7 separate regions of the Homo sapiens genome follow, and regions 2, 3, 4, 5, 6 and 7 are each linked to region 1. The links are chromatin loops, found by intact Hi-C in ENCODE. Cell type or tissue: OCI-LY7. All regions are shown on one strand. Each heading gives the region's core, and the rest is flanking DNA. Links, peaks and the distances in the headings are about the cores only.

The links. A loop is a pair of places that touch in the nucleus more often than their neighbours do. Peaks named below come from ENCODE experiments on the same cell type or tissue, not always from the same donor. Only the 100,000 strongest peaks of a DNase experiment are listed, where the experiment ranks them.
Region 2: a loop joins it to region 1, with 6 times the contacts of the local background. A loop is called at or near these places in 5 of 110 quality-filtered maps.
Region 3: a loop joins it to region 1, with 3 times the contacts of the local background. A loop is called at or near these places in 3 of 110 quality-filtered maps.
Region 4: it touches region 1 in a loop (9-fold over the local background); 73 of 110 quality-filtered maps call a loop at or near these places.
Region 5: a loop joins it to region 1, with 2.7 times the contacts of the local background. A loop is called at or near these places in 12 of 110 quality-filtered maps.
Region 6: it touches region 1 in a loop (2.4-fold over the local background); 7 of 110 quality-filtered maps call a loop at or near these places.
Region 7: it touches region 1 in a loop (5-fold over the local background); 7 of 110 quality-filtered maps call a loop at or near these places.

What each region holds. Positions count from the first base shown.
Region 1 is chr6:131,197,252-131,201,708 of GRCh38, reverse strand. AKAP7 (A-kinase anchoring protein 7) reads right to left here. Exons shown (of 8, transcript NM_016377.4): 6 at 2,136-2,248. Among named protein-coding and RNA genes, the nearest start is that of AKAP7, 64 kb to the right of the region's middle. RefSeq lists enhancers at 1,570-1,669, 1,720-1,769. In OCI-LY7, for the core only: CTCF peaks have their summits at 1,655 and 1,859 (motif pointing left); DNase peaks (open chromatin) are centred at 1,798 and 3,758; H3K4me3 peaks cover 1,471 bases; H3K27ac peaks cover 2,624 bases.
Region 2 is chr6:131,375,117-131,379,573 of GRCh38, reverse strand. All of the region lies in intron 3 of LOC105378005 (a long non-coding RNA gene), which reads left to right. Among named protein-coding and RNA genes, the nearest start is that of ARG1, 200 kb to the left of the region's middle. In OCI-LY7, for the core only: no CTCF peak of the experiment used is centred there; DNase peaks (open chromatin) are centred at 1,593 and 1,943; H3K4me3 peaks cover 1,678 bases; H3K27ac peaks cover 2,782 bases.
Region 3 is chr6:131,366,182-131,370,638 of GRCh38, reverse strand. All of the region lies in intron 3 of LOC105378005 (a long non-coding RNA gene), which reads left to right. Among named protein-coding and RNA genes, the nearest start is that of ARG1, 200 kb to the left of the region's middle. In OCI-LY7, for the core only: CTCF peaks have their summits at 2,175 and 2,378; a DNase peak (open chromatin) is centred at 2,068; H3K4me3 peaks cover 1,687 bases; H3K27ac peaks cover 4,000 bases.
Region 4 is chr6:131,531,813-131,536,269 of GRCh38, reverse strand. No RefSeq gene overlaps it. Among named protein-coding and RNA genes, the nearest start is that of ARG1, 39 kb to the left of the region's middle. RefSeq lists an enhancer at 4,406-4,457. In OCI-LY7, for the core only: CTCF peaks have their summits at 1,734 and 1,938 (motif pointing right); a DNase peak (open chromatin) is centred at 1,939.
Region 5 is chr6:130,883,426-130,887,882 of GRCh38, reverse strand. It overlaps EPB41L2 (erythrocyte membrane protein band 4.1 like 2), which reads left to right. Exons shown (of 20, transcript NM_001431.4): 12 at 2,615-2,787. Among named protein-coding and RNA genes, the nearest start is that of SMLR1, 58 kb to the right of the region's middle. In OCI-LY7, for the core only: a CTCF peak has its summit at 2,339 (motif pointing left); a DNase peak (open chromatin) is centred at 2,332.
Region 6 is chr6:131,517,204-131,521,660 of GRCh38, reverse strand. No RefSeq gene overlaps it. Among named protein-coding and RNA genes, the nearest start is that of ARG1, 54 kb to the left of the region's middle. In OCI-LY7, for the core only: CTCF peaks have their summits at 1,702 and 1,902 (motif pointing left); a DNase peak (open chromatin) is centred at 1,890.
Region 7 is chr6:131,457,985-131,462,441 of GRCh38, reverse strand. No RefSeq gene overlaps it. Among named protein-coding and RNA genes, the nearest start is that of ARG1, 110 kb to the left of the region's middle. In OCI-LY7, for the core only: CTCF peaks have their summits at 2,082 and 2,288; a DNase peak (open chromatin) is centred at 2,311.

The sequences.
Region 1 (4,457 bases), core at 306-4,305:
CTAGAAGAAAACCTAGGCATTACCATTCAGGACATAGGCATGGGCAAGGACTTCATGTCTAAAACACCAAAAGCAATGGCAACAAAAGCCAAAATTGACAAATGGGATCTAATTAAACTAAAGAGCTTCTGCACAGCAAAAGAAACTACCATCAGAGTGAACAGGCAACCTACAAAATAGGAGAAAATTTTCACAACCTACTCATCTGACAAAGGGCTAATATGCAGAATCTACAAGGAACTCAAACAAATTTACAAGAAAAAAACAATCATAATTTGTTTTCTAAATATTAAGCATTCTAATCTAAATAAAATGCAATCTGATTTAGATTTTATGTACCATTCAAGCAGTGACTGTTTCTATTTTGATCACCACTCTGTGCCCAGCACCCAGTGTCTGGCACATAGTAGGCACTCAATACATATTTACTTAATTAATATGATTTGGAACAGGGAGCTCCTTACACGTAGAAATGACTCTGCGTGAACTGGAGCTGGCCAGTGGGAGGGAAGAATGTGAGACAGAATGAGATGGGATGGGTTTCTCAGGTGCAGAGACAGTGCTCTGTAACTGATAAGACTGTGATCTCAGTTACATCACAACCATTCCAAGTCTCATATTACTTTTCTATAGGGTAAGATTGATTCTGTGAAATTAACTGCCAATAAATCATTTAAATGCAGTTTGAAATGTTGACATATATAGTTTAAGCATTTTTTTAAATAAATGTCCTTGGGTGCTCTCATTTCAAAGTTAATATTATAAAGACAAAGAAACATTTTGAAACGGAGATATTACCTTCACCACTGATTGTCATTCTGTGATTAAGTTTGAAACCACTTGGAAGAGGACAATCCATTTGAAAGCAAAACAAGAAAGATAACCAGTAAAGAATCAAACTGTCAGTCTACAAGTTTTGTAAATTGTTGTCATCCCATATTTCAAAATCTATCATTTACACCAATTATTTTTACCTAACATACCTAATATGATACTGGAATGATACCTAATATGGATATTACTAAATTTGTGGCAATGTAATCCAAAAAACCATGCAAGATATCTTTCTGAGATTTTCAGCAATAGTTTGTAGAAAACTCTTAACTATAGGATGGTGAGTCACCCAAACCCATGATTTAAAGGGCCCAAAAGACTTTTCTGAGGACAGAGACATTAAATACAAAATGTGGCAAATTTAGAAAAAAAAAATTCTACTTACTACTACACATGGCCTTCATTTCTAGAGCTGCAAATCAGTCTTAACTGCAGCAAAGGGTCATGGAGAGCAGGGAGCGGATATTAATCTGCATGCCCATCTCCAAAACTCTGGTATATGAGAGCAGGCCATCAGATGTCTGAATTTGCATGAGGAACCCCCTAGGCTGAAATAGGAAACAAAATGAAGGGTGGCCTTAGGATTTTAGGAGAAATGCTCATGAACCTAGACGGAAGTCAAAAGTTGCTCCGACTTCTGCGGGAAGAAGGGGTGGCCTATAAAGGCAGTAAGTCACCCTGAGACAGGGGAAGTCAAAAGACTTGTCACTTGGATTGTGCCACTGGGTTGACCATCCTTAGGGAGAAGTACTTTAAAGTACCTCCAGGAAAGGGGGTCCCTCAGTTACCCTCATGCCCAGTCCCCGGTATACCTGGTTCCAAGGCCTTAATTGAGGCAACTGCTGAAAGATGGTCTTTTGGAAACCTTGAAGAGCGACAGGAAGAGGGGTAAAAAAAGCTTACCCAGTTGCGGTGAGCAGCACCAGCGTAACAGGCCAGCAGAGGAAGCTTTGAGAGCAACAGGATGCAAATAACCACAAGCAAGAATAGCAGCAAAAGTGAACTCTGGCACCACCTCGAGGCTCTTCAGGGGATGAAGCAGGTGAGGCAACAGTGGTAGAAATAAATGATGGCCAGACTATGCAAGAACAGCCATCGTGGCAAAGGCAGGCAAAGCTGAAATAGCCTCCATGGAAGGCCAGGAGCATCCTCAGCACCCCTGGGAATTGGAACCAACCTGACTTGGAAACCCAGAAGCAAGAGTAGTGTCAGAGACCACAGCAATGTCACTCGTGCTCCAGACCATGCTTATGGCTGGTGTGGCCTGGTAAAACAGGCTTGCAATAAGAACATGCACTCACATTCTTACGGAGCCACGGTGATTTTGACAACTTCATGAAGGTCAAATGAGGTTTAAAACTTCTGCTCTCTCCTACCAGGATGCCTTTTTCTTGAAATGTCCTATTTGCAGTCTCTGAAGAAAATAAAGAGAAACAAAGAAATGCTACTACAGTATTTTCAGTTCTTTTTAACTGTAAAAAAAAATACCAGTTCAAACAATCACTAATTATTTTACAGTGAAGATTACTTTATACACCTGCTTCAGATATTTTCTTTAAAAGAGAGAAAAAATCTACAATGTGTATGATAACAAATGCTATATGACAGTTAAATGTCCAGTGATTTCACACCTGTGGTAAAGCACACAAAAGCAATAATTTGAAAGGGATATCTAATAAACAGAATAACTGCTGGGCTGACATGATGCTGATTTTCACAGAACATTCCAGTGGTTTCCCTGAGTATAAAAAAGGACTAGCTTATCTGAAACCCTTCATATCTCAAACTTCTGCTTCCAAGATGAAGTAGCAGAAACCTTCCCTGAGCAATGAGAAACGAACAAGGTAAGCCCTTTGATTATTCCAGCTTACATCTTTGAATGCCCAAGGTCTTGTGTAAGGAGATGAAACAGATAGAGTCCAGCCCTTTCCTGGATTGAGGCAAAGGAGCTGAAAGGGACAGAATACTTGAGAAGTAAGACTTGTACCAAGAAAATTCCAGAGCTCTTCAAAGGGTTCCCCTAGAATATTCTGCTGAGTCCTGATCAGTGCATGTGTGCAAGGAAACTACCAGAGGCTGGGGAAAAACACATTCAAAAGGATTAGAGGGAAGAGTGTCTAGTACTTTAACAAGAAAAGGTGAGCCCTTTGATTGTCCCAGCTTATATCCTTGAGTGTCCAAGGCCTTCTATAAGTAGGAGAAACCCAGATGGAGCCCAGGAATACTGTTCCATTAGCCAGACTGGAAAACCCCAAGATTCATGAGACATTAGGTAAAAAGAACAGTCTTGCCTCAGTAGTGGGGAATAATTAACTCTGGACTGGTACTCTTTTAGTACCACCTAGGAAATCTTAGAAGCAAGGCCCAAAACAAACAAAAAAACAAACAAAAAACTATTTCCAAGTAACTTAATTGTGTACCAGAACAATGCCCAAGGATATTTATAGAAATACAAAACAATTCAGCATCCAACAAGGTAAACTTCACAATGCCTGGCATCTAATCAAAAACTACTAGGTGTGCAAACTAACTGGTCAATATGGCCCTCATTTTTGAAAAGATAAATCAATTAATCAAAAGTTACTCAGAACTGACATAGAGGTTAGAATTAGTAGATAGGACATCAAAATAGTTATTGTAACTGTATGTCCTATGTTCAAAATGTCAAGTAGATGTTGGGAGAAAAGCTGAGTGTTAGGAGAGAAGCTGAGGCAGGGCTTGCATGTCTGACATAATGTAAAAGAGTCTTGGAACATGTCCGGGGTCCAGGGTCTAAAACCCCTCGTGGCCTTTGGAATATGTCCAGACTTGCTGGCTCCTTGCTTCTAGCACTCCCATTATCTCAAGTAGTCATATGTTTCAAAGAAAATGCTAAACCATCACAGCTGTAACTCATTCGCTTGATACACCACTTCCTTTCAACCTCCACATCCTCACCACCTGTTTCTTTGTCTGATCACCAATAAATAGTGTGGGCTCCCACAGCTCGGGGCCTTCACAGCCTCCATACTAGCGTTGGTCCCCTGGTCCTACTTTCTCTCTTAACTTGTCTTTTCTCATTCCTTTGACTCCACCGGACTTCGTAGCCCCCACGGCCTGGTGTTGAGTCTGATCACCCCAACAAGTAGAGACATGGAAACTATTAAATCCAAATCCAAATCAAATTTATATACAGATGGAAACTGCAATGTCTGAGAAAAATTAACTGGATGGAAATAACAGGTGAGACACAGCAGAGCAAAATATTGGTAAATTTGAAAACAATGCAATAGAAGCCAAAATAAAACACACTAAGAAAAAGAAAACATAAAGAAAAAAGAACAGAGAATAGAATATCAGTAAGCTGTGGGGCAACTTCGAGTTGTCTAATATGTCTGTAACTGAAGTTCCTGAACAAGGGGGAAAGAGATGGAGTTAGAGAAAATATATGAAGAAATAATGGTGTTGCAGAATAAGAACTGCCACAACTACAATGGAAAATAATCTGGGTAGCAACTATTAAAATTTAGGCTATACAAGCATTTTGAGCCAGCAATTCCAATTCTAGGAAAATACGAAGAAATAAAAGCATCAGTATACGAAATTCTATGAAAAGATATTTATTAAAGCATTTCCTGAAGTTG
Region 2 (4,457 bases), core at 183-4,182, 180 kb before region 1:
ATTTCCCTGGCCACCACCATTCTACTTTCTGTTTCCAGGAATTTGACTACTCTAGAGCTCTCATATAAGTGGAATCGTATAGTATTTGTCTTTCTGTGACTGGCTTGTTTCACTTAACATAATGTCCTCAAGTTTCCACCATATGTCAGAAACATATGTCAGAATTTCCTTCCTTTTCAATGCTAATACTCCATTGTGTGTATACACCACATTTTGCTTATCCATGCATCCATCAATAGACATTAGGGTTGCTTCCAGCTCTTGGCTATTGTGAATAACTCTGCTATGAACATCGGTATAGAAAATATCTCTTCAAGACCATGCTTTCAATTCTTTTGTAAATATACCCTAAAGTGGAATTGCTGGATCATATGTGTATTCATTCTCAACAGAAATAGAACCCATAGGAAGGAGGGAAAGAGATGATTGATAGACAGATAATAGATAGATAATGGATAGGTAGATGATAGATAATGGATAGATGATTGATAGATAGATAGATAGATAGATAGATAGATAGATAGATAGATAGATTAGATAGATAGATAGATAGGAGATAGGTAGGCCAGGTGCGGTGGCTCACTCCTGTAATCCCAGCACTTTGGGAGGTTGAGATAGGTGGATCACTTAAGGGAGTTCAAGACCAGCCTGACCAACATAGTGAAACCCCATGTCTACCAAAATAAGTTAGCCAGGCATGGTGGTGCATGCCTGTAATCCCAGTTTCTTGGGAGGCTGAGGCACGAGAATCACTTGAACCTGGGGGGCAGAGGCTGCAGTGAGCTGAGATGGTGCCACTGCACTCCAGCCTGGGTGACAGAGTGAAACCCTGTCTCAAAAAAAAAAAAAAAGAAAAAAGAAAAGACAAAAGACGAATAGATAATACAAAATCAGTTTGCATGATTATGGAGACTGAGAAATCCCACCATCCGCAAGCTGGAGACCCAGCAAAGCCGGTGATGTGATTCTAGTCTGAATCCAAAGGCCTGAAAACCAGGGAAGCCGAGGGTACAAATCCCAGTTCAAGGGCAGGAGAAGACCAATGTTCCAGCTCAAGCAGGCAGGCACGGGGGACAAGAAAGGACACATTTCTCCTTTTCCATCTTTTTGTTCTATTCAGGCCCTCACTGGTTAGAATGATGGCCACCCACACTGAGAAGGACAATCTACTTTACGGAGTCCACCAACTCCAATGCCAATCTTATCCGGAAACAGCCTCACAGGCTTAGCCAGAAATAATATTCAATCTAGGCACCCTGCTGCACAAATTGACACATAAAATTAACCATCACAATAAAGTAATTCTGTTTTTAATTTTTTGAGGGTATTTATTTTTTAAACCAGATAATACATTCACTTGATTCAAAAATCATAATGCTATAAAATGCTTTACTCTGAGAAGTCACAATTCATAACCTTTTCCTCATACTAATCACCAACTACAGCTAACCATACACACACACACACACACACACACACATATATCTATTTCATATCACTCAAGTGTTCCTTTATACAAATGCATACCTATATACTCTCATTTTCTAAGGCCAGAGGCCGCTGTGGTAACAGGACTGGGGCCCCCGTGATCTTCACTCCTGATACCATGCTTTGAACAGGTTATATTACCTGGCAAAATAGACATGGCAGGGGGAATTAAGGTTATGTTTCCTAAAAGAAAGAGATTATCCTGGATTAGAGCGGTAGGGACACACCAATCACTCAGCAGAAGGAGAGGCAGGAGAGAGAAGGCAGAAGTGGAAGTCGGAGATTGAAAGCACGGCAAGGACTCAGCCCACCGTGGCTGGCTTTGAAGAAGGAGAAAGGGGAGGGTCAGCCAAAGGATGCAGTCCACCTGCAGATGCTGGAAACAACACCCTTCACCCAGACAGCCAGCAAGGACACAGGAACCTCAGTTCCACTCATGCATGGAAGCAAATTCAGTCAACAACCTGAATGAGCCTGAAAGTGGGTTCTCCCTCAGAGCTCAAATAAGAGCCCCATCTGTCTGACTCCTTAATTTAGGCCTTGTGAGACTCAAAGCTGAAAAAACCATCTGAGCCCACCAGACTTCTAACTTCTAGAACTAGCTCTGGCTACTGCAGCCTGGAAATAATTTTTTACTGTGTTTCATCTGTTTTTAACTCTGTCCATAATCCCTTTACCCGACAAACACACACGCTGTGTATAGCACTCACTACTACACTCTCACAGCTTCTGCTCCCCCCAGGGAGGTCCAGGCCAGGCGCCTCTCTCCTCTGTGAGAAGCGCATACTGTATCATCAGGCAGATGTGGCCCCCATCACTTGCCTGTATCCAGCCGGTTCCATGTTCGCAGCCCTCCCCGACACCTGGACTCACCTGCAGCCTTGCCCTTTCTAGATGCCATCACTTTTAGAATCAACATCAAACAGTTTAGCATTTCCTCTACTCTATACTTCTTTATGTCATTGATTTTCTTTGTCCAGTGAAATTAGGTCAATTTTTACTCTGCAGTTTGACCACCCAGAGCAAAAGGCACAGAAAACACAGTGATGCGTATTAGGAAGTTCACTAAACTATACCAGATTTGTCCTATCATCTTTGTCTTGGTCCTATGTTTTCCTTATTTATAAAGTAAAAACATTGGCTCAAGTAAGGGTGATTAATCATTTTTTCACCCTAATACATTTGAAGGATATGAAACAATCTCATTGACAACAATGGGAAAATATAGAATGATTGTTAATTGAAAAATTTTCAGAATCTCTGAGGAAAGGAATTACGTGACATTTGAAAAGGTCCCCCTAGACTGGGCACGGTGGCTCACACCTGTAATCCCAGCATTTTGGGAGGCTGAGGTGTGTGGATCATCTGAGGTTAGGAGTTCAAGACTAGCCTGGCCAACACGGTGAAACCCCATCTCTACTAAAAATACAAAAATTAGCTGGGTGTGGTGGTGGGCACCTGTAATCTCAGCTACTCAGGAGGCTGAGGCAGGAGAATTGCCCGGGAGGTGGAGGCTGCAGTGAGCCGGGATCGTGCCATTCCACTCCAGCCTGGGCAATAAAAGCAAAACTCCTTCTCAAAAAAAAAAAAAAAAAGAAAAAGAAAAAGAAAAAGAAAAGGTCCCCCTAATTAGGATTGCCAGATAAACTGCAAGGCATACAACTAAATTTGAATTTTAGATAAACAGAAAATAATTTTTAGTGTAAATATCCTAAATATTCAATGGAACATACTTATACTAAAAAATTATTCATTGTTTAGCTGATATTCCAATTTAATTGGGCATCTAGTTTTTTTATTTGCTATATCTGGCAACTTACCCCTATGTAACTCTAATTCTCTTTTCTTAGGATATGAATGGCTGAGAATCACTGTATGAATTTCATTCAATAAAAATGTTCTGACTGCCAGGAACTGTTCTCAGGGCTAGGAATAGAAATTAACAAGCAGTCCTTTCACTGTTGTTTTTAAATCTTATAGCGCTTGCATTCTCATAGGGAGTTCAGGGACACAGAGACAATCAAAAATATATATAAAAATATATAACATGTTATTGAGGAAAACAAAGCAGGTTATGGAAGTGCCAGTGGGCAAGAGGAGGGATGTCATTTTACATAGGGTGGCATTTGCACAGACACTGAAGGATGGCTTATTTGGGAACCAAGATGATACTTTTTATCTCAAAGTTCTGCTCCAATTCATTACTTAATGACTCATCAAATGTTTATTAGGTGCCCAGTATGTATCCAGCACAAACTAAGTAGTGATGATACAGAAAAAACAATGTGACATACGCATGGTCTCAGATCTCCTCTGTCTTTTAGGATTTTATAGACTAGAAGGGGGAGATTGGCAAATAAACAAGTAATTATCTAAGGATTTCAATGTGCTTTGGGCAGAGGTCCATGGGGGAGAAGGGATATAGAAAAAATATGATCGCTCCTCTGAAAAAAATTACCAGAAAGCATCACTGGAGCTGAATCTCAAATGAATAATTGTATGCCAGGAACCGGGAATGGACATTCCCAGCTCCAGGCAGCAAACTGCTGGAGGGCCAGAAGCTGGAGGTCATTCAGCAAGGGTGGGCAGGAGCTCCAGAGGGGCTTAGCCAGGGGCAGAGGCTGGTCCCCAAGTGAGAAACCTGTGTGTCACACTGAGAGTTCCAAATGATTTTAAGTGGAACAATAGGATAGTAACAATTACTCAAGCAACAAGAACGGAGGCTGGGCTGGAGGAAGCTGGAGAGCAGAACCTAAGCAGAAACTTCCCTTAGCTTGAATTGCCTCCAGATTAATAATATGGATGGAACCAAAATGTGAGACATTTATTAGCAATATTGAGAAACGATTATATAGGAAAAAAGTGTTGAAATCCAGTGTTACAGTTTTTCTTCTTCACTTTGGCTACACAGATTTGACCAAGGATTCATTTAAATCTACAATTACCTAACATTTCCCATCACTGCCAGT
Region 3 (4,457 bases), core at 64-4,063, 170 kb before region 1:
CTTATATATCATCTTCAATAAAGAAAATACATTTGTAGAAAAATAACAGGATGAAGGAAAGTAGATTTAGTCTTCCAAGGTGGGAAACTGTAGGACGGTAAACAGATGGAGAAAACTAATGCAATAAGGTTGGTTTACTGATTCCTCTGGTGCTGTCTCTGAGCTCCTAAGGGTCTACAGTTGTCTCCAGTAAAAAATAATTTATATCCTGTCTTTAGACAAAAAAGGGGGCGTATATAGAGTGCTTTTCCTCCAGTTGCTGCTTCTTTAGCTTAAAATTTTTTATCCCAAAGAAGCATATTTTTGGGTGACATATTCGATTTACCTCACACGGATACCTTCTGCTTTCAAATGTGCATCGAATGGCATGCCAGGAAGTCATGGAGCCCAGGTTTCAGCTCATAAGCAGAGAATGATTGAAGGGTGGCAGAATATGCCACCTCGAAGTATGCCACTTTGGCATAAGGAATATTTTGAGCTAAAGGCACATAAAAATAAAAGCAGCAGGTACAAATGCTCTGACCCTACATTTTTCTTCCCAAAAGCAAGAGCCAAAACCCCCATATGTGCAATTCTTTTACCAGGAGGAAAATAACATTCTTACCAAGGACAGGAAGTTGAAAGTGAGGAAATTTTGTAAAACAGACCTTGTTAAACTCATTCATATCTTCCTTTAGCCTTTCCACATAGTTTAGTTATTGTTCCACAATTGCCACTTTATTCAAGCTAGTATAAAAGCATTTAGGTTGTGCCACGTTGGGTTTTCATTTCCCTATGAAGCACTCCCATATCACATAAAACTTATATTAAATAAACGTGTATGCTTTTCTGTGTATCGGTCTTATGTCAGTTTAATTTGCAGGCTCAGCTGAAAAACTCTAAGAGGGTAGAGGTAAATTTGGCCTCTCCTCTAAGATCTAAAACAAATTTGGTCCTACCACACTGCTGCAAAAACCTATTGATGATATATATGCTCACTGCTCATAGGACAAAGACCTAACGCTAAACCAGGACCTGCATGGTCTGGCCCTTGGGTCTGACTCTAGTCTCGTTTCTGGTCACAGCCTCATTGGCTCTCTGTATCCCAACCACTTACACCTTGTTCCTCAAAGGTGGCATGCCATCATGCAATCCCCACCACAGGGAAACACTCACTTTTCTCTGTCAAACAAATGCTACTACCCCCCTATTCCTTTCTCCTTTTCCTACCCTGCAGCTCTCAATCAGTCCTCATTTTCTCGGGAGGCCTTTCCTGACCTCCCGGCCAGGCCAAATCCCTGAAGACAGTTCCCACAATCTCTTGCACCCCTTCTTCATGGCCCCTCTCACAGGGGCTTTTGTGTCTATTTGAGCAATTGTCTGATTAACATCAATGAGCCCAGTGAGGGTGGAGATCCCGTCTCTTTTGTTTTCCATTGTGTCTCCAGCATCCAACACAGAGTCTGACCCACAACCGATATCCAGTATACATATTTGTTGAATAAGTTAACAAGCACAATGATCACCCTGCTCGTCTGTGTTTTTTTATCTCACTTTGTTGGGTGGTATCCATAGATAGAGTCACGGGCATACCTGCATTGGATTCAGGGCAAAAATCCTTTGGCAATCTAGGCAGCTTTGTTCCCACTGAGAAAATTATAAACCTGAACAAAAGCTGAGGTTTGAGAAACGAGGACAAACACTGCTTTTGCACAGTCAATAGAGATTTTCACAGCATGTTCTCACCTTTTTTTTTTTTTCCCTTTAAAAAATTAGTTCTCTGCTATTGCCCAAGTAGGAGGTATACAATAGAGAGGAACAATGAGGAATTGGGCAGGGGGCCATGCTGAGTAGCAGGATATGATATCAGGTAACAACTTGTGAGCCATGTCCTCAGAGTCCTCCTGCCAGGCTATATCTGAATTGGTCACATCTTCTCCGAAAGCAGGCGTCCCCCTTCTGTGCACACTGACAGAGCCTGGTGCTTTGCAGAGCGCCTGCCAACTCCCGAGGAAGGCTTTGTTGGCAGGAGCACCAGGAAGTCTTGGTTTCTTAAAGGCAAGCAACCCACTGTTGAAATTTATGTTGGCCTCCAACTGCCACAAAGACAATCTGCTGAAAAGTTTATTTCAGGTTGAAATGAAAAGGAAATGTCTTAAATGAATCCAGCTGTTTGTTTCAGTTCTCATTTTTTAACTAGTTGAGCCCAGCATATTGATTTTCAGAAAAAAAAAGATTAAAAGGCTGCAGATGTATACAGCCCAGGGTATTGATTTTGGGGGGAAATTCAGTCAAATAATCAAAATGTCATTTCTGGATAAGAGTCCCCATCTTTTTGGATTTTAACAGGAAAATAACGAAGCCCTCCAGCGGACTGGGGAGGAAATAGACAGTAATTCTGCTGCTGCTTGTGAGCAAGTAACCCATTAGAAACTGGATGTAGAGAAACCCCTAAGGAAAAGTCTTTTTGCTTGTTACTCTCCCGTGTTTTCAGTTTTGAGCTCTAGACTGCGAAGGAAAAGTAGGAATACTTTTTTCATAATATTAAAAAACTATAATGTAATAATTTTTAAGATGCAGATTTCCAGGTCTCCAAACTATGAGACTTTGATGCAATTGGTCTGGCATGAGAGCCAGGAGCCTGCATTTTATTTTATTTTATTTTATTTTTTAAGATGGAGTTTTGCTCTTGTCTCCCAGGCTGGAGTACAATGGTGCCATCCCGGCCCACTGCAACCTCTGCCTTCCCAGGTTCAAGCAATTATGCTGCCTCAGCTTCCTAAGTAGCTGGGATTACAGGCACCCGCCACCATGCCCGGCTAATTTTTGTATTTTTTTTTTTTTTAGTAGAGACCGGGTTTTGCCATGTTGGTCAGGCTGGTCTCGAACTCCTGAGCTCAGGTGATCCACCGGCCTCGGACTCCCAAAGTGCTAGGATTACAGGCATGAGCCACCACACCCAGCCAGGAGCCTGCATTTTAAACTCGCACTGCACCTAGCTCTCTGAGAGCTAAGGAAGTCCTTCTGAATAGGTACTTCAATGATTCCCAAAACTTTTTCTTGCCATGGCACACGTTAAAAATGATAGACTTTGCCTAGCATACTGGAGTAAACAGATGGGATAGTTTCTAAGGATTAACTGAAGTTTTTGAAGGCCTTGATTATCATGGTAATTATACTGATAATTAACTGAATTCTACAGAGAATGAAGCAAATATGGACTTTGCCAGAGGCCAGGACTTTGCCCCCTTCTTTCTCCACCGACTCCCTCACAGGCTTCCACACCTACAACCACCCACTAGCCAAGCACCCCTGAACTGCCGACTGAACCTGGAGTAGGGCTAAGGCTGGGCCAAGAAAGGGAAGGGACTAGGCCCCCCAAGAGGAAGACAGTGAACAACTTTTTTTTTTTTTTTTTTTTTTTTAATGAAATGGGATCTGGTTCTGTCACCCAGGCTGGAGTGCAGTGGTACAATCATGGCTCATTACAGCCAATCTTCTGGGCTCAAGTGACCCTGCCACCTCAGCCTTCCGAGTATCTGGGATGACAGGCATGCACCACTATACCCAACTAATTTTTTCATTTTTATTTTTGTAGAGATGGAGTCTTGTTTTGTTGCCCAAGCTGGTCTCAAACTCCTTGGCTCAAGCAATCCTCCCACCTCAACCTCCCAAAGTGTGTGGGCCAATGTGCCCGGCCTCAACTTTTTTTTAAGGTAGACTTTTGATCACCAAGTTGTCATATAGTTACAAAGTTGTTAGCAATTTCTGAAAGGGTATTATTGCTTAAAATAAATCACTCTTACATAAATAATACCTAGTACTTAACTGGGACATACTGTATGTAGACCAAGAGCAGGCAGATGAGGGTGCACACCTCTGATTCTCAACCAGGAGTGATTCTGCCTTCCCCCTGCCCCACTCAGGGGGACATCTGGTACTGTCTGGAACCATTTCGATGATTGCTACTGGCATCCAGTGAATAAAGTTCAAGGCTGCTACTAAACACCCTTCCATGCAGACCAGCTCCCTACCACAAAGAATTATCTAGCCCAAAATAGTCATGGCGCTGGGGCTGAGAAACTCCTCCTTACATGAACATGTGGGAGGACAGAGTGTGTCTCAAAGGAGTTTTTCGTTTCTGTGAATGACAGTGTCTGGCTGAAGAGAACATATTTTGTTAAGGTGAAGTCTGGAAAGAAATGCAGGTTTAAATATTGTCTGTAAGTCAATGTTTACATTGTGTTTCAAGTTCAGTGCTGCTGGTAATTGTTTGGACCTCTGAATTGGTGATTGTGTCAGCCTAACTGCAAACCATTCCCATGGGGACCTGGGTACAACACCTCTTAGGGCACAATGCAGAGCCACATGAGCAAGTGGCAGTACTGTGACTACTTTTTGTTTTGTTTTGTTTTAAGAAACAGCAGCATTTCATAGGAAATAAGCATTAAACTGGTTGGAAAGAAACTGTTTTCTTT
Region 4 (4,457 bases), core at 53-4,052, 330 kb before region 1:
ACTTTGGGAGGCTGAGGCAGGCAGATTACTTGAGGTCAGGAGTTCAAGACCCAGCCTGGCCAACATGGTGAAAACCCAACTCTACAAAAAATACCAAAATTAGCCATGTGTGGTAATGCACACCTATAATCTCAGCTACTCAGGAGGCTGAGTCAGGAGAATCCTTTGAACCCAGGGAGGCAGAGTTTGCAGTGAGCTGAGATCATGCCACTGCCCTCCAGCCTGGGTGACAGAGTGAGACTCCGTCTCAAAAAATAAAAATAAATAAATAAAAATAATAATTCTGCACAAAAATAAACATTTAGACGGCTGCTGGTCAATTAGAAAGCACATTTTTGGCCAGGCGCGGTGGCTCACGCCTGTAATCCCAGCACTTTGGGAGGCCGAGGCGGGCGGATCACGAGGTCAGGAGATCGAGACCATCCCGGCTAAAACGGTGAAACCCCGTCTCTACTAAAAATACAAAAAATTAGCCGGGCGTAGTGGCGGGCGCCTGTAGTCCCAGCTACTTGGGAGGCTGAGGCAGGAGAATGGCGTGAAGCCGGGAGGCGGAGCTTGCAGTGAGCCGAGATCCCGCCACTGCACTCCAGCCTGGGCGACAGAGCGAGACTCCGTCTCAAAAAAAAAAAAAAAAAAAAAGAAAGCACATTTTTTTTCACTGAGATAATTATTTTTTACAATAGATTATTTATTACATTATACTACAAAGTTATCCTTTCTCCGGGGATTTTAAATTACGCAGCCTAAACCTACAATCTGTGCTGGCTGTACTACTTCAGCCAGCAGGAACAACCCACGATGCCATTGAGTGCAAATGTGGATTCATTTTCTAGGGCTGCCATAGTAAAGTTCCACTAACTGGGTGGCTTAAAACAACAGATATTTATTCTCTCACAGTTATGGAGGCTAGACGTTCAAGACCAAGATGTCAGCAGGGTGAGTTCCTTCTGAGGGCTGTGAGAGAGAGCGTGTTGCGTGCCTCTCTCCTAGCTTCTGGTGGTTTGCTGGCAATCTGTGGTGTTTCTTGGCTTGTAGAGACATCACCCAAACCTCTGCCTTTATCTACACCAATTTCCTTTTTTTTGTAAGGACACTAGTTATATTACAGCCCATCCTACTGACTTCCTTTTAACTTGATTTCCTTTGTTAAGGCCCTGTCTCCAAACAAGCTCATGTTCTGAGGTACTAGAGGGGTTAGGACTTCAACATACAAGTTTTGTAAGACACAATTCAATTCATAACAGCGCAAAAGAGCAAAGTTTATAATTGTGCTGTCAAACCATGGCCCCAAGAAGCCTAAGGATTCACAAACTACACAACCCTCAGTTGCCTCCCAGGAAGGGACAGTAGACAGGGCTTCACCTTCGCTGCCTTGGATCAGAGCAGCACTGCCTCTCCCTGCTTACACGTTGATTTTCACGTGAGAGTTCCTGAAAAAAGAAAAATGATCAGAAAACTGTTCTCTGTGTAAAATACTAGCAATACCCTTTAGCCTTGTGCCAGCCCGGGCAGTGACAGCAGCATGACACAGATGAAAAGCAAGTGCCAGCCACTTCCTAGCCCTCACTGGATCGCTGCATTTTCTTCTTGCTCTAAAATTCTAAGAATTGATCCAAATGAATTGCACTGTTTTACAATATTATTTTTCCTTTGCCTCCTGGGAGTAAATTTGATTTTCTTAAGAAATGTCCTGATTCAGAAAAGTGGTTTTTGTTTACTGACAGTCATGGGCATGACATAAGACTTGAAAATTCAGTCTTGTTCATTTATATATTTTTTTATTATGTGCAATTTGGAAATACAAAAAATACAAAGAAAATAAAAGAATAACACTATCCAACGAGTATATTCTTTTAGAAATTAGAAATCAAAACATGATATATAAACACTCTCAAACTTTGTTATTAAAACCTATTACACAAGAGGGCGCTAGATTAACGTATAAGAGGATGCCCCACAAAGGCCAGGCATGTAAATTAGCTATAGTATATAGTATATAATGTAACCTAAGATAAAGTTTAGCCATTGTTTTTTTTCAGAGCTGAGAATTGGCAATAGTTACGAATTATTTTTTCACATTCCATATGGAATTTAATCTCTTCACATCTGTGAATCCAAAAATTTATCTGAAGAAATTGTCCCAACAGACACACAGACACACACACACACACACACACACACACACACACACAGAGAGAGAAAGAGAGAGAGAGAGCAACATGATCCACTCCACAAATGCCTGGAGAATATATGCACACATCTCTCACTCGACCTGAAACAGCAATGAGGTTTTACATTATTAACTGTTTTTATTACCCATATAATGTGTTATGTTAAGTAATTAGAGGCAGTTGTCAAAATAAATTAAGTAAACTCTATTGGTGATGTAGCTTGTCCTTAAAAAGGTTATTCATTTACATGTTTGCTTAGTTTAAATCTATAAGGAAATTATGTGTTTTTAATGCACAGTTTATTCTGGCAGGCTTGTTCTTCCTAGCTTTACGGTTCTCTATCTCACAGAGTTACTTATAGACATCATCAGGACAAATCAACAAAATTTTCAGGAACAGGAAGAAATGTACAGAAACATGCATATCCTCATTTGAAATTTGCCCAGTTTAAACATCCAAAGTATAAAGATTTGAATTTATGTAGAAGGAAAAAGTCAATAAGCTCTGGTTAAAGTTCAAGGGAAAAGATGCTCACAATTCTAAATCTCATTCTACAGTAAAGTCTTTTGATAGGTATCCAACTAACAACTTTGCAAAGAAAATTAGAATTTTTACTAAGTCTCTCGCCACCCCCATCACACTAGACTACATTAAAAACAGTGTGGGTTCTAGGCATAGATGGACTTGAGTTTAAATCCCAGACTGAGGCTTGATTTTCTTACCTCTAAAATGGAACAAATATTCCTGACCTATTTGGTATATCATGATGGCATTTCAAATAAGACAATGTTTGCACAACATGCAGATCAAGTATTTATAAAGTGTTAGATACCTTTCCTCTTTCTTTTTTTCCCTTTTCTTATTTCCCTTCCTGCTTTCCTCTGTTTCCTTCTTTTTTCCTGATTTGTCTGATTTCAAAAGGTGGCAGGCTTCCAAGAGTGGTAAGCTTTATATGTTGTGCTTACAATCACGTTTAATATTTGGTTGTTTTTATCTGTGAACCATTCCTAACCCCCAGGCCCACCCACTGCCCACACCCACATTTAGAAATTCACACAGGTAGTTCCTTGGGGGCTGTACTCTGAGCAGTGCATACAGTGTCTGACTCAGAGTAAGTGTTCTAAGCATTCTTAAATGTATATTTCAAAAGGGGGCATATTCTTTTCCTGTTACTGTTCATTTCAGCTCTATGACACACTACACTTCACTATTAGACAGGGTTTTTTTTGTGTGTGTGTCAGGCAACAGAATCATCCACTCCACTGGTGTAAGACAGGGACTGTTTAAGGGATATGTGCAGCTCATTTTTCAATTGTTGGGGTTATTGCAGAATCAGACTGAATTTCCAAGAGCTGTTGAATCAGAAAGCCCCTGCCATGGCTGCCAGCACAAACGTGCCACCTCGGCCGTGACCTCCATTAGCAAAAGGGGACACCCCAAACCCTGCCTTTCTCTATACATGACTCAGCTATGAATCAAAATCTCATGTGAGAGCCTCTAAGGGTAGAACCTGAGTTACATTTGGAATGCTACTTTTTTTTTTTATACTTTAAGTTCTAGGGTACATGTGCACAACGTGCAGGTTTGTTTCATAGGTATACATGTGCCATGTTGGTTTGCTGCACCCATTAACTCGTCATTTACATTAGGTATTTCTCTTAATGCTATCCCTCCCCCTGTCCCCCACCCCACGACAGGCCCCGGTGTGTGATGTTCCCTGCCCTGTGTGCAAGTGTTCTCATTGTTCAATTCCCACCTATGAGTGAGAACACGTGGTGTTTGGTTTTCTATCCTTGTGATAGTCTGCTCAGAATGATGGTTTCCAGCTTCATCCATGTCCCTAAATAGAACAGCTCTGGTCTGCAGCTCCCAGCATGATCAATGCAAAAGACTGGTGATTTCTGCATTTCCAACTGAGGTACCTGGTTCCTCTCATTGAGACTGGTTGGACAGTGAGTAAAGCCCACGGAGGGTGAGCCAAAGCAGGGCAGGGTGTCACCTCACCCATGAAGTGCAAGGTGTTGGGAGATTTCCCTTTCCTAGCCAAGTGAAGCCGTGACAGGCTATACCTGGAAAAAACGGGAAACTTCCGCCCAAATACTGCACTTTTCCAACGGTCTTAGCAAACCGCACACCAGGAGATTATACTGCATGCCTGACTCGGCGGGTCCCATGCCCACGGAGCCTTGCTCACTGCTAACACAGCAGTCTGAGATTGACCTGCGAGGCAGCAGCCTGGCAGGGGGAGGGGTGTCCGCCATTGCTGAGGCTTGAGTAGGTAAACAA
Region 5 (4,457 bases), core at 328-4,327, 310 kb after region 1:
AAATCAGTCATTTAAGAGAACCAACAACCAAGATGCATTTGGGGGTTGAGGAACCAAGTGATTTCCTGAAGGTGGAAAGTAAAATGAACAGGGACGTTACTTAAATAGGATCATCAGGGAAGGAAGGCCTATTTGAGGAAGAACCAGGTCAGTTGAGACTTGAAGGATGAGAAGGAGGCAGCCAAGGAAAGGACAAGAGATATTTAATAATAAAGCATTCCAGGTAGCAGAGGCGGCAACGATGAAGCTATAAGGTGAGGGAGAGCTGGATACATTCCTGGAACAGAGAGAAGGCAAGTGCAGTCAGAGCTTAGGAAGTGGCGGGAGAGGTAAGCCTGGGTCAGATCATGCAGGGCCTTGGAGGCCATGGTGAAGAATGTGGTTTTTATTTATTCCATATGCTCTAGGAAACCATTGAAGGGTTTATGTGGGTTTATGTGCCCGCAAGAGCACAGCGTTATCTTTTAAAAAAAAAATCATTTGATGCAAGAGAACAATTAGATTGAGCAAGGAAGCAGGCAGGCTGGTTAGGAATGGTCCAGGTGAAAGCGATGGTGGTCTTCCCTTTAGTGGGAGTAGGCCAATTAGCCATTTGGTATCTTGGGCTCTGCCAGGGCCTACAAGCTTCTCAGATGTTTAAGACCTGAATAAATGTATCGGCTTCAAAATACAAGAAACTGCATGCTGAAATTAATAAGTGTTTAAAAGTATGCAAAGTCAGCATTTTGTCAACTTTAATAACTTTTAATTTGATATTCAAATTTTAATATCATTACATTTGAAGCCATTTCTAGGTCAGATTTTTTTCATTTTGCAAAATTTCTGAGTATGTATAATAGGTGTGTAGAAATCATAATTGTAAGCAAAAGAATTAATCATAGCCATATACTTTCCAAGGGAAACTTATTTAGATCTTGTTAGAAGTTTCTTTATTAAAAAAAACTGCTGGAGGCTGGGCACGGTGGCTCACACCTCTAACCACAGCACTTTAGGAGGCCAAGGAGGGCAGATCACAAGGTCAGGAGTTTGAGACCAGCCTGACCAACATGGTGAAACCCCATCTCTACTAAAAATACAAAGAATTAGCCAGGCGTGGTGGCGCGTGCCTGTAATCCCAGCTACTCAGGAGGCTGAGGCAGGAGAATCGCTTGAACCTAGGAAATGGAGGTTGCAGTGAGCCAAGATTGCACCACTGCACTCCAGCCTGGGTGACAGAGCGAGACTGTGTCTCAAAAACAAACAACAACAACAACAACAACAAAAACCGCTGGAAAATAACTATACTTAATGTAAAATGCAAATTTATTCTAATGTTGACTATGATTTGATATGGGCATTCAAAGTGTGAGTATTTAAGGGCTGGGAAAATCTCCACAAGGTGAGGTAGTAGAATTAGAAATGGAAAGAACTGGCCACATTTAGAAATATATACAAGGACCTTGTTGGACTTGCTGGTGTTGAGGGGTGAAGAGTCTTGGAAGATGTTCACGTTCCCAGTTCAAGCAAATGGGAGCAAATATGAGAAGAGCGTTTTGTGAAAAGGGCAAGACTGGAAAAGAATTAAGTTTTGGACAGGGCAGGTGAAGGCTGTGGATTGAGAGGTAGCTTGGGATACATGTATTCAAAGTGCTTGAGGCCTCTCAAGTTCAGTATGGTAGTTCACACACAATCCTGCCCTCCAAGAGCTTGCAGTCTAAAGGTGTTTGTGTTGACCAGGCTTCCCTTAGGACATGGAACCAGAGTAAACTTCATGGTGTCCGTAGAGTACTTTTTATGTAAAGTGAAATGACCTTGTGGTAGTTCTGTTGTTTGGGGAGGAGCTACAGATGGACAGAGGTCCTGCCACCTACTACTCACTTTGCCTTGCTGATGTTTGAGGTAGTCTTGGTTTGATCTGCACTATGACAGAATTTTCAATACAATGTACATTTCTGCCTATCTGTAGGAGAGAAGAAGAGAGCACATGAGGGCCAGGTTTTCTGGGATGAGGGAGGTGTCTATGTATAGATTTACCATAGTTCGTGTTAAGGCATTGAGGAAGGGGATTAAAAAATAAAAAATATTAAACATAAATATAGAAGTTAAAATCCCTAAAATTTACCTTTACTGTCTTTTATTTACTATTTTTTCTTTTGAAGGGTATTCAAATTAAAGGTTCCTTTATGGAGCAATTCTTAAAACTTATTGGAGCAAATCATCTTAATAATTGCATAATCATTTGTTGCAATAGATAGATTCAGAAATAAATCGTAGGAGACCAAAGAGTTAAAATACTGCTTACCTTGTAATTCTGTTTGCCTTAACTCTGGTGTTTCAGCTGGTCTTAGAGCTCCTCCTACTGGCCAGTTCCATGATCTGAGTTTATCCTTCCAATACCTGTGGTTTGAGACCCTGGTGTAGCTCAGTGCATTAAAATTCAGAATACTTTCAGAATTTGGTAAACGTTTAAAAATTAGTTTATTTTATATGGTGGGTATTTTCAGAGCTCAAGCAATGTCTCTGTTCCTGTTCACTATTTATATGCTGCCTGTTTATCTCCTGTAAGGGGGAAATTTTCCATAAAGTTTATGATTCATATGTCCTAAAATAATCCAAAATTGTCACTCTTTACTAGCTCCGATTGGTGTCATGGACCAAAGTCTTATGAAGGATTTTCCTGGCGCTGCTGGGGAGATTTCAGCCTATGGACCTGGACTTGTCAGCATTGCCGTGGTACAAGATGGGGACGGCAGGAGGGAAGTGAGAAGCCCAACTAAAGCCCCACATTTGCAGCTCATTGAAGGAAAGGTATGGTAAATTAGCACAGTATGTGGTTTTAAACATTTACTTAACCTAGAGGGTATCTGTTGTATTTTCTGTTTCAGAAATCAAGTATTTAAAATTAGTTGTTCTATGTTCTCTGCTGGTCATTTATGTTTTCAAATATGCATAGTGGTCTCTAACCTTTGATTGTTGTTCAAAGCAGAATATTTCAATGTAAGTTATTTTAATGCAAGTAAGTAATTTACTGGCCTTTTTGACTGTCCTCATAATCACCTTATCTAATTGAATCCTCAAAGTAGAAAAGCTATGATGATTTGAAATTTATTTTTGGTTTGGTCCAAGTAAAATTTAAAATGTAGCTTCTTGATTATTTTAATTATTGACTTGAATTTTTTTACATCACCAAAGATAATCTTTATGAACAAATGTATTCATTAATGATCTATAATTAATGAAATTCTCAAGAAAAGGTAATTGTTTTGTGAATAGAGAGTGAGAACATGGTGTGTTGCTTTTGGCTTTATCTTGTGCGTACACCATGGTGAAATGGAGAAGTAACCCATATTGTGTTCTCAAATGTGTCACTGTTATCTTTTGTTACCTTGGGCAGTAACATCACTTGAATATTGATTTGAGAAGCCTTTGAATTCTTCAGATCTCTTTTCTGTGTCTGCACAAAGCGACTTTTTTTTGCATGCAACATTGGAAGTAAGCACAGATAAAAACAAATGAATCCATCATATTGATTTCATAGTGTTTTCTATTTTATTTTTTTTATTTTTTCGAGATGAAGTTTCGCTCTTGTTGCCCAGGCTGGAGTGCAATGGCTCGATCTCAGCTCACTGCAGCCTCTGCCTCCCAGGTTCAAGTGATTCTCCTGCCTCAGCCTCCCAAGTAGCTGGGATTACAGGCGCCTGCCACCACGTGCCCGGCTAATTTTGTATTTTTAGAGAGACGGGGTTTCACCGTGTTGGTCAGGCTCATCTTGAACTCCTGACCTCAAGTGATCCACCTGCCTCAGCTTCCCAAAGTGCTGGGATTACAGGTATGAGCCACTGAGCCCGGCCGTATAGTGTTTTCTAAATTTTAACTTTGAAAATTTTTAAAAGACATAAATGTATAAAGACATGCTAGATGAAGTAGCTGCCAGTGCCTCAGGAATTCCTACACTGATAGCCTCTGAGGCCCAGCATGGAGAAGGTCTCAGGGACCACCACATGGGCCCAGTCTTGTGCCACAAGGTCAAGTGCTACCTGTATAGCAAGTGACATCAAATCATCGACATTCCATCGTTAAAGAATTTGTGACTGTCATATGGAAAAATTATTTGGTGGGGAATTCAGATAAAAATAACAGAAATTGTGACCAACAAGGTTTCTTTCAATTGCTGACAAGTTGTCAGGATAGTTCTTTAAAAATTTTGCTAACAAGGCACCCAGGAGAGTGACTGCTTACATCTGAAACAGAAGAGCTCAGCATTTCAGAATATCTCTGTTCCATTTTGCCTAGTTAACTTGACATATCTAGTTATTTTCCTTAAAAAATGAAAAAGTTCTTTTAAATTTCAAAGGAAATCCTCCTTGTCTGCGGTGAACAACTGGGTACACTGGCATTTTTGCTAATGCTTTGAATGTCTGTCAGCAACCAGGTTTAAAAGTAAATAATGCTGTTTGAGTTTCATGGGATCTATTTGC
Region 6 (4,457 bases), core at 383-4,382, 320 kb before region 1:
ATAGCCCAGAGGCAGATTCATATGTATTCGGTTACTGATTATTTGGCAGAGGCGACAGTAATAATCAGTGGGTTTGAGGGGTGCTGTGGCAATTAGTTATCCATGTGGAAAAATATGAAATTAGAGCCCACTTCACACCACCAACACAGATATCATCTCTAGGTGTATCATAGACCTACATTTAAACATAAAACTTTAAACATTTTAGAAGAAAACATCATTGTGGCTTTGAGGGTAAGAAAGTTTCTCCTAAATAAGATGTAAAATGCACATATCATAAAGGAAAAGATTATACATGTGTCTTCATCAAAATTAATGACATTTGCTCAACCAAAAAAACATAAAAAATTAAAAGATAAGCTATAAACAGGGAAAATATATTTGCAACATGTACCACTGACAAATTGATAAGAAAAAGGGTGTATTTTCCTTTCAAAATGAAGGACATTTCAGATCTTGGGGAAGAGAAGATTTACAAGCAGACTGCATGATGGCATTTGGCTGACAAAAGTGAATGAAGTCCAAGTCCATGAGAGAGGCAGAGAGTCTTCCTCTATGATTCACTTTTCTACTAGAGACGCATCCAACTAAGGCCTTAGGAGAGCACCTTATTTTTCCCAAGCCCTGGATCTCACTTGGGGAGAGGCCAGAAGACAATGAGAGAGAAAGACACCACTTTAAGCTATAGACAACTATAGGTCTTAGGAGAGCACTAACTAAGGCCTTAGGAGAACACCTTATTTTTCCCAAGCCCTGGATCTCACTTGGAGAGAGGCCAGAAGACAATGAGACAGAAAGACACCACTTTAAGCTATAGGCATTTTCCCAGACCCAGGACTGACAGGAGGGTGCCATTTTTCAATCCGGTCTCTTACAAAGTCACTTATTATTTGGCACCTGGCAGCAGAGGCCATCACAGGCATTTTCTTCTTTGATCAGAGATTGGAGCACTTGCTCTGGAGTGGGGTAAGTGTCCCCACAGCCAGAATTGAGTGGCAAGTGTGGACTGTACCCCAAAAGTAAGTGCCTGAACTGGGCTGTCTCCTGTGACCAGATTAGAGTGGGAGGGGAGCGCTGAAGCTGTGGTTTCTCCTGGGCGGTGTGATTTGAAGCCAGGAAAAGCTCTGTGGCCTGGCCTGATCTGCGTGTGTCATTGCTAGGTGCCCCACGCTCCTCCCTTAGTTGAAGGAATTTATCCCACCAGTTTCAAGCAACCAGTGGAGGCATGTGGACCCCAGCACTGCTTGACTGGATTTGGAGTGTGAACCACACCTCCCTTCCCTTGCAAAGAACTTGGTGCAGCAGCAAACCCTCCACTTCACAACTGGGTATATTTCCAGTCACTCAGTGTACCTGCTTGCCTGAAATAGGAGCCTGAGCTGCCTCTTCCCACCCCCACACCCACTCCCCACTCCCTCGCCAAGATCCTGTTGTAGCAGCAGTTACTCCACTCTGCAGCAGGTACTCCTTTCCTCTCTGGGGGACATATTTCCAGGTATTTGGCTCACCCTGGACATATCTCCAGGCATTTGGAGCATCCACTTTTCTAGATTGAGAGTCTAGGTTGTCCCTCCTTTCCTGGGCAGAGAACTTGGGGAAGTGGAGATTTCTTCACTCCATGCCCAGGCACATCTATGGGCAGTTGGCAGCTGCCTCCCAGACTCCCTTTTAACCTAGCACTTATGCCTGCCATTGGGGTATGTATAGGCAGGCTTGGCTGGTCTGGCCCTGCCCAGCTTGATACCTCCATCTGGGGAGTGAGCAGGGAGCTTAGACCACTGTACATTCCACAAAATTGCCCATTGCATGAGGCAGCAGAAGACATCTCAGGGTAAACAAAGATCAAGCCTATATCGGTGTCAGCCACAATTAGCTCTTATCCATAAGTGCCACCCACTGGCCTAAAGGATGAACTGCACAACTCAACAGAAAATCTGTTGACACAAGCACACAGCACTAGGGAATGAGATAAGCTTCCTGAGACCTCCACCATACCAGCCTCTCAAGAGGTAGTGAGCCTGCTTACATACCCAGTACATTGCTACTACAACCAGCATCTGAGAAATCCACTACACAAAGATTACCTACAACCATGGAACCTAAACAGAGCCTTTGCCGCTGAAAGCACCCAGAACCAAACCCAAAGGATGCTACAAAACACACATGACAGCTTGAGGGGGGAGAAGTCCCATTCAAGCAAAAGTAATTCAGAAATAAGAAGGAGAAAATGCTTATTCAGATGAGAAGGAACCAGAGAAACAATTCTGAAAGTATGAAAAAAAAAAACAGAGTGTTACAATACTCTCAAAGGACCACAATAATTCTCCTGCAACAGATCCTAATCAAAATGAAATAGTTGAAAGACCAAATGAAGAATTCAAAATATTGAATTTAAAAAAGCTCAATGATATCCAAGAGAAAGGTAAAAACCAATACAAAGAAATTGGAAAAAAAAATTTAGGACATGAAATAAGAGATAGATATTATTAACAAAAACCAAACAGAACTTCTGGAAATAAAGTACTTGTTGGAGAAATTACAAAATGCAGTTGAAAGTTTCAACAATAGACTTTACCCAGCAGAAAAAAGACTTTTAGACCTGGAAGACAGGTCTTTTGAATTAACCCAGCCAGACAAAAATAAAGAAAAAATAACTTAATAATAGTGAACAAAGCCTTTGAGATATATGGAACTATGTAAAGGGACCAAGCCTGCAAGTTATAGGTATTCCAGAAGGAGAAGAAGAAAAAGTAAAAAGTATAAAAAGTATAGTTGAGGAAATAATTCAGGAAAACTTCCCTGGTCTTGCTGGAGATCTAGACATTTAGATACGTGAAGTTTAGAGAACTCCTGGAAAATACATTGCAAGAAGAATCTCACTAAGACATATTGTCATTGGACTGTCCAAAGTCAACCTGAAGGAAAAAATCCTGAAAGTATCAGACTATCCAAAGTCAACATGAAGGAAAAAATCCTGAAAGTGGCAAGAGAGAAGAGTACAATTACCTATAAAGGAAATCTCAGCAGATTAACAGCAGACTTCTCAGCTGAAACCTTACAAACCATTAGAGGCTGGGGTCTTAATTTCATTCTTCTTAAATAAAAGTTATGCCAGCCAAGAATTTTATGTCCTGCTAAACTAAGCTTCATAAGTGAAGGAGAAATAAAGTCTTTCCCAGACAAACACAGGGAATTCATCACCTCTAAACTGGTCTTACAAAAAATGCTCAAAGGAGTTCTAAACATGGAAATTAAAGGGTGATACCTTCCTAAAAACACGAAAGTATACAACTCATGTATCTCATAAAGCAATTACACAATTGAGAATTTAAAGCAACTAGGTAATAATTAACATTATGACAAGAACAAAACCTCACATTTCAAATGTAAATGGACTTAAACGTAAATGAAATAAATGCTCTAATTAAAAAAAAATAGGCTGATGGAACAGATTAAAAACAAAATCCAACGATATGCTGCATACAAGAAACCTACCTAACTGGTAAAGATATTTACAAACTCAAAGTAAAGGAGTGGAAAAAATACTTCACACAAATGGAAACTAAAAGTGAGCAGGGATAGCTATACTTAAATCAGACAAAACAGACTTTAAATCAAAAGCAGTTAAAAAAAACACAAAGAAGCATATTATATAATGATAAAGGGATCAATTCAACAAGAAGAGATAATAATTCTAAATATATATGCACCCAATAGCAACACCAGAGCACCCAGATTCTTAAATACTACTAGACCTGAGAAAGAAAATAGACACCAATACAGTAATAATGGAGAACTTCAATACCCCACTGACAGCACTAGACAGATCATCAAGGTAGAAAATCAACAAAGAAATTCTGAACTTAAATCACATGCTAGACCAAATGGACCTAACAGACATTTACAGGACTTTCTACCCTACAACCACAGAATATGCATTCTTCTCTTCTGCATATGAAACATTCTCAAAAATTGACCATATTCTAGGCCACATGCAAGTCTCAACATATTTTTAAAAATAGAAGCCATATCAGGTATCTTCTTGGACCACAGTGGAACAAAACTAGAAAACCAACACCAAGAGGAACTCTTGAAAGTATACAAATACATGAAATTAAGTAATCTGCTCCTGAATGATTGTTGGGTCAACAATGAAATTAAGGTGGACACAAAGAAATGGAAAAACATCCCATCCTCAAGGATTGGAAGAGTCAATAGTGTTAAAATGACCATACTGCCCAAAGTAATCTATAGATTCAATGCAATTTCTATCGAACTACCAGTGTCATTCTTCACAGAATAAGAAAAAAAATCATCCTAAAATTCATATGGAACCACAAAAGAATCTGAATAGCCAAAGCAATACTAAACAAAAAGAACAGGGTGGGCACAGTGGCTCACATCTGTAATCCCAGCACTTTGGGAGGCTGAGGTGGGCAGATCATGAGGTCAGGAGT
Region 7 (4,457 bases), core at 233-4,232, 260 kb before region 1:
GAAATATGGACATATATTTTCCCAGGCAACAGTCCCAACTCTAGTGTTTATCTAAGCTGTGCCTCTTTGCTTCTCATATTTTCCCTAGGTTCCTCAACTCATTTTCCTCTGTACTTCAACTGTCAATGTTTAGCTCAGGCCATGTCTTTCTAATAACACATTTGGATACACCCACTCTCAGGTTCACTGGCAGGTGCGGAGACTCACACTTCCCAGGCAGTCCAGCTCAAATCTTCCCCTAGCCCAGCGGAGCAACAGATGACACCTTCTCTTATCTCACCAGCCTCCCTTTTCTCCACATGTGTCTCAAATATTCACTTCCTCTGAATTCTTTTGACTTTATACAAACCACTATCAGTGTGTGGGTCTAGGATATTGTCTGTGCAGATCCCCTACTTGCTGTGGGAAATCATCCAGACTCCATGGTGTTGTTATAACAGGACTCACCATCTTCTTGCAGATCCACTACCTTGGCCACAGCTGACTGGCCCAAGGGCATCACCTGATCTACAATTGGGCCATAAGAGTTATTCTCCAGTTTGCTTTCTAACTGGAATTGAGGGAAAAAAAACAACAATCCTTCTTGTTATGGGTTGAGTTGTGCTAAGAGTATTTTATTTACTTTCCTCAAATCTGTGAATTTTCCAGTTTTCCTCTGTTATTGATTACTCATGGTAATTGCAAACTTGTGAAATTTGTTGAGACTTGTTTTGTGTTCTAACATATGGTCTATCCTGGAGAATGTCCCATGTGCACTTGAGACAAATATGTTTTCTGCTGGTCTGGGTTGAAATATTTTATATATATATTTTAGGTATAGTTTATAGTGTTGTTCAGGTCCTCAATTTCCTTATTTCTGTTCTGTCTAGTTGTTCTGTCCATTACAGAAAGTAGGGTATAGAAGTATTCAATAATCATTGTAGAACTATCTATTTCTTCCTTTAATTCCATAAATGTTTGCCTTATACATTTTTGGCTTTGTCAGATACGTGCATGTTTTTTATATCTGCTTAATAATGAAGCCTCTATATCCATTCAGAAACTTAAAAGGATCATAGCTTTTTTTTCAAGTTGCTCAGGAATTCTAATAATAGATTGGGTAGCCACATGTTTTACAATTTAGTATTTAACATAATATTTAGGATATATATATTATTTGGCATAATGCAGGGTCTAGAAGCTTTCCTATAGCCAATTAATTCACATAAAGGAATATAGAAAGTTTTTCAAACATGAAAAAAGAATAATTAGGACAATTGAGTGAATTTCTAATCAAGTTTGAAATGAAAATCAATTACAGAAACCCCTACAGAACTTCCTCCTCTGTGAAAATGTTACAATGTGAAATTTACATGTAAACAAAGGATGCTTTGTAAGAAGTACCTCTCACAGTAGATAAATGTTATTTATGTAAACACCTGTCATACTTTTAGTAATTTTGTAACCCAAAAAGTGAATCTTGTATAAAGTATTTTAAAAGTGCATTTTCTAGTTCTCTGTCATTAAAAAGTAACTTCATCTAGTTCCAGGCAGCAAAGAAAAAACATCTGTGCCTTGTGCCTTGGCATTTTCTTTTATAGTGTCCTCCTGCGTAGTTGATCCCCGTGCCCAGATGTGAGAGCTGCTGTTTCTTTAAAGGATGTGGAAGATTAGTTCCCTGTGCTTTTGATGCCTGTCGGAAATTTCAGTACGGTGCATTAAGCAGCTTGAATGAGTCAGAGAATTTTTTAAAGACCCAAAGTTAGAAGGTATAAAACAGCTTTTAAAAAAAGCAAATAAAAGAATATAAGGTCGTATTTGATGTTTAAGTATGGACCTCATTCTGGCGCTGCAAATAGGTGGAAATAATCCCCAGGCTCACAGAGGGAATATATGATCTATAAATTATGCATCGATGTGACTTGTTTTTACTTACTACATCTGCTCATTCCATAATTCCTCTATTGGAAAATGTGCTCTTCCTTCCCTGAGACAGTGAGGGAACCAGGGAGAGCCAGAAATAGTGTGTAACCTAATTTTTTCTTTGTCTATCACCACCTCTGTCAACACATACACACACACCACACACACACACACACACAGAGAGAGAGAGAGAGAGAGAGAGAGAGAGAGAGAGAGAGAGAGAAAATAATTTCCAGTTAGTCCTCATGAGAATGAGAAATTGCTCCAGAAATGGGGCTAGAGCTGGGGTCGGGACTCCCATCACCAGATTTGAGGCTGAGTAGGAAAATGGGAGGGGCCTGCTCTGAAAAAGGAACAAGTAGGTCAGTTGAAGGAGGGCATAGGAGGACTGAACCCTCTGGGGGCGCCGCTGAGCTGGCTGCAGCTGTTCTGTACTGCCAAAAAGCAGATAGCCGTGGAGAGAAAGAACAGAGAGAGCACCAGCTGAGACAGCATGAACAGGGACAAGGGAGAGGTGAGGACTGGCCAAGCCTACTTAGGCAAGAAGGATATTTATACAACACTTTACAGTTTATGAGTGTTTTTATTCCACTATGCCACTTATGTTTAAGCAAATGAATTATGTAAGAGGCAGATAATATTATCTCCAGACAATGTAATTATTTACTTTCACAAATAAAGAAACTGAGGCTTGCCTAAGACCGCAGTTTTACTAAGGATAGAGCTATAATTCGACCTACCTCACTTTATGCCTCTTAAACCTGTCCTTTTTTTTTTTTTTTAATTTTTTTGAGACAGAGTCTTACTCTGTCACCCAGGCTAGAGTGTGGTGGCATGATCTCGGCTCACTGCAACCTCTGCCTCCTGGGTTCAAGCGACTCTCCTCCCTCAGCGTCCTGAGTAGCTGGGATTACAGGCACGCGCCACCATTCTTGGTTAATTTTTAATTTTTTTTTTAGTAGAGGTGGGGTTTCACCATGTTGGCCAGGCTGGTCTCAAACTCCTGACCTCAGATGATCCACCCGCCTTGCCTTTCCAAAGTGCTGGGATTACAAGTGTGAGCCACCACGCCTGGTCAAACTTGTATTATTTAGAATGTCGGTCTCAAGCAGGCCTACTTAGCTGTGGGTCAAAATACAAGGCAGTAATGCAAATCTTCCAGTAGAGCTAGAGCTGAGTTTGTGATGGAGGTAGATGCTAAGAGGTCTGGCTGGGCTTATAAGCTGTTTTCAATAATAAGTCATTTATCTTAAAGGCAATAAGAATATGACCAGATTTATATTACAACAGAGATGTGCAAACTATGGCCTCCAGAACCAAATCTGGTCTGCTGCCTGTTTTGTAACCAGTTTTATTGAGTCCCATCTGTGCCCATTTATTTACATATTGTCTATGGCTGATTTAGTGCTACAACTTGTAGATTTGAATAGTTACAACAGAGAACATGGGGCCTGCAAAGTCTAAAATAACTATGATCTGGCCCTTTTCAGAAATTGCTGACCTCTGTTTTAAAAATCAATCTGGCTGCAACAGGGATTAGAGGGAGCCAAGATGAGAGACAAGAAGCCCAGCCAGAGGTGACCTCAGATCTCAGTGAGAGATAATTGGAATCTGAAGTTTGTTGTTTGGGGCAATGGCAAGGTGGGAACATGATCAGGTTTAAAAGATGCTGACATGAAGACGTGAGAAGGCTTGAAGACAGGATGTGTGAGTTGAAAAAATGGAAAGATGGGAATGATTTTGATTACACTATAACTTTTTAAGATGGAAACTGAAGGCACAGAATTAGATACCTCCCCCAGGAAGAGATGAAAGGACAGACCTACTTCGTCTCTAATCAAGAATAAGGGAAGAGACTCAGGTGGAACTTTAAAGAACACAGGCTGGGAGTGGTGTCTCACCCCTGTAATCCCAGCACTTTGGGAGGCTGAGGTGGATGGATCACTTGAGGGCAGGAGTTCAAGACCCCATTGAGGATCATTTGAGCCCAGAAGTTCAAGACCCTGTCAAGGATCATTTGAGCCCAGGAGTTTGAGACCAGCATGGGCAACATAATGAGACCCCATCTCTATTTCTCAAAAACAAAATAAATTTAAAAATAAAACTACTGTGTGGGTGAATAAAATGGATCTTTTGTACCTGAAAAAGCTTTGGTTTATGTTCCAGGAGCCAAACTGAGTGGGACAATGTGTATTTAGCCTGAACAGATTATTAAAGTCCAGGGGCCCCCAGTGCCTGGATGTCATATAAGCTGCCAAACATCATTGCTAACTCAGTGTGGAATGGGAAGGATGGAAGCTGGACATCTTGGCAAAACCCCATCTCTACCAAAATACAAAAATTAGCAGGGTGTGGTGATGGGCACCTGTAATCCCAGGTTTGCAGGAGGCTGAGGCAGGAGAATAGCTTGAACCCAAGAGGCGGAGGTTGCAGTGAGCCAAGGCTGCGCCACTGCACTCCAGCCTGGGTGACAGAGTGAGATCCTGTCTCAAAGAAACACACACACACACACACACACACACACACACACAGGCTTATGTGTGCTGTAAAGTTTT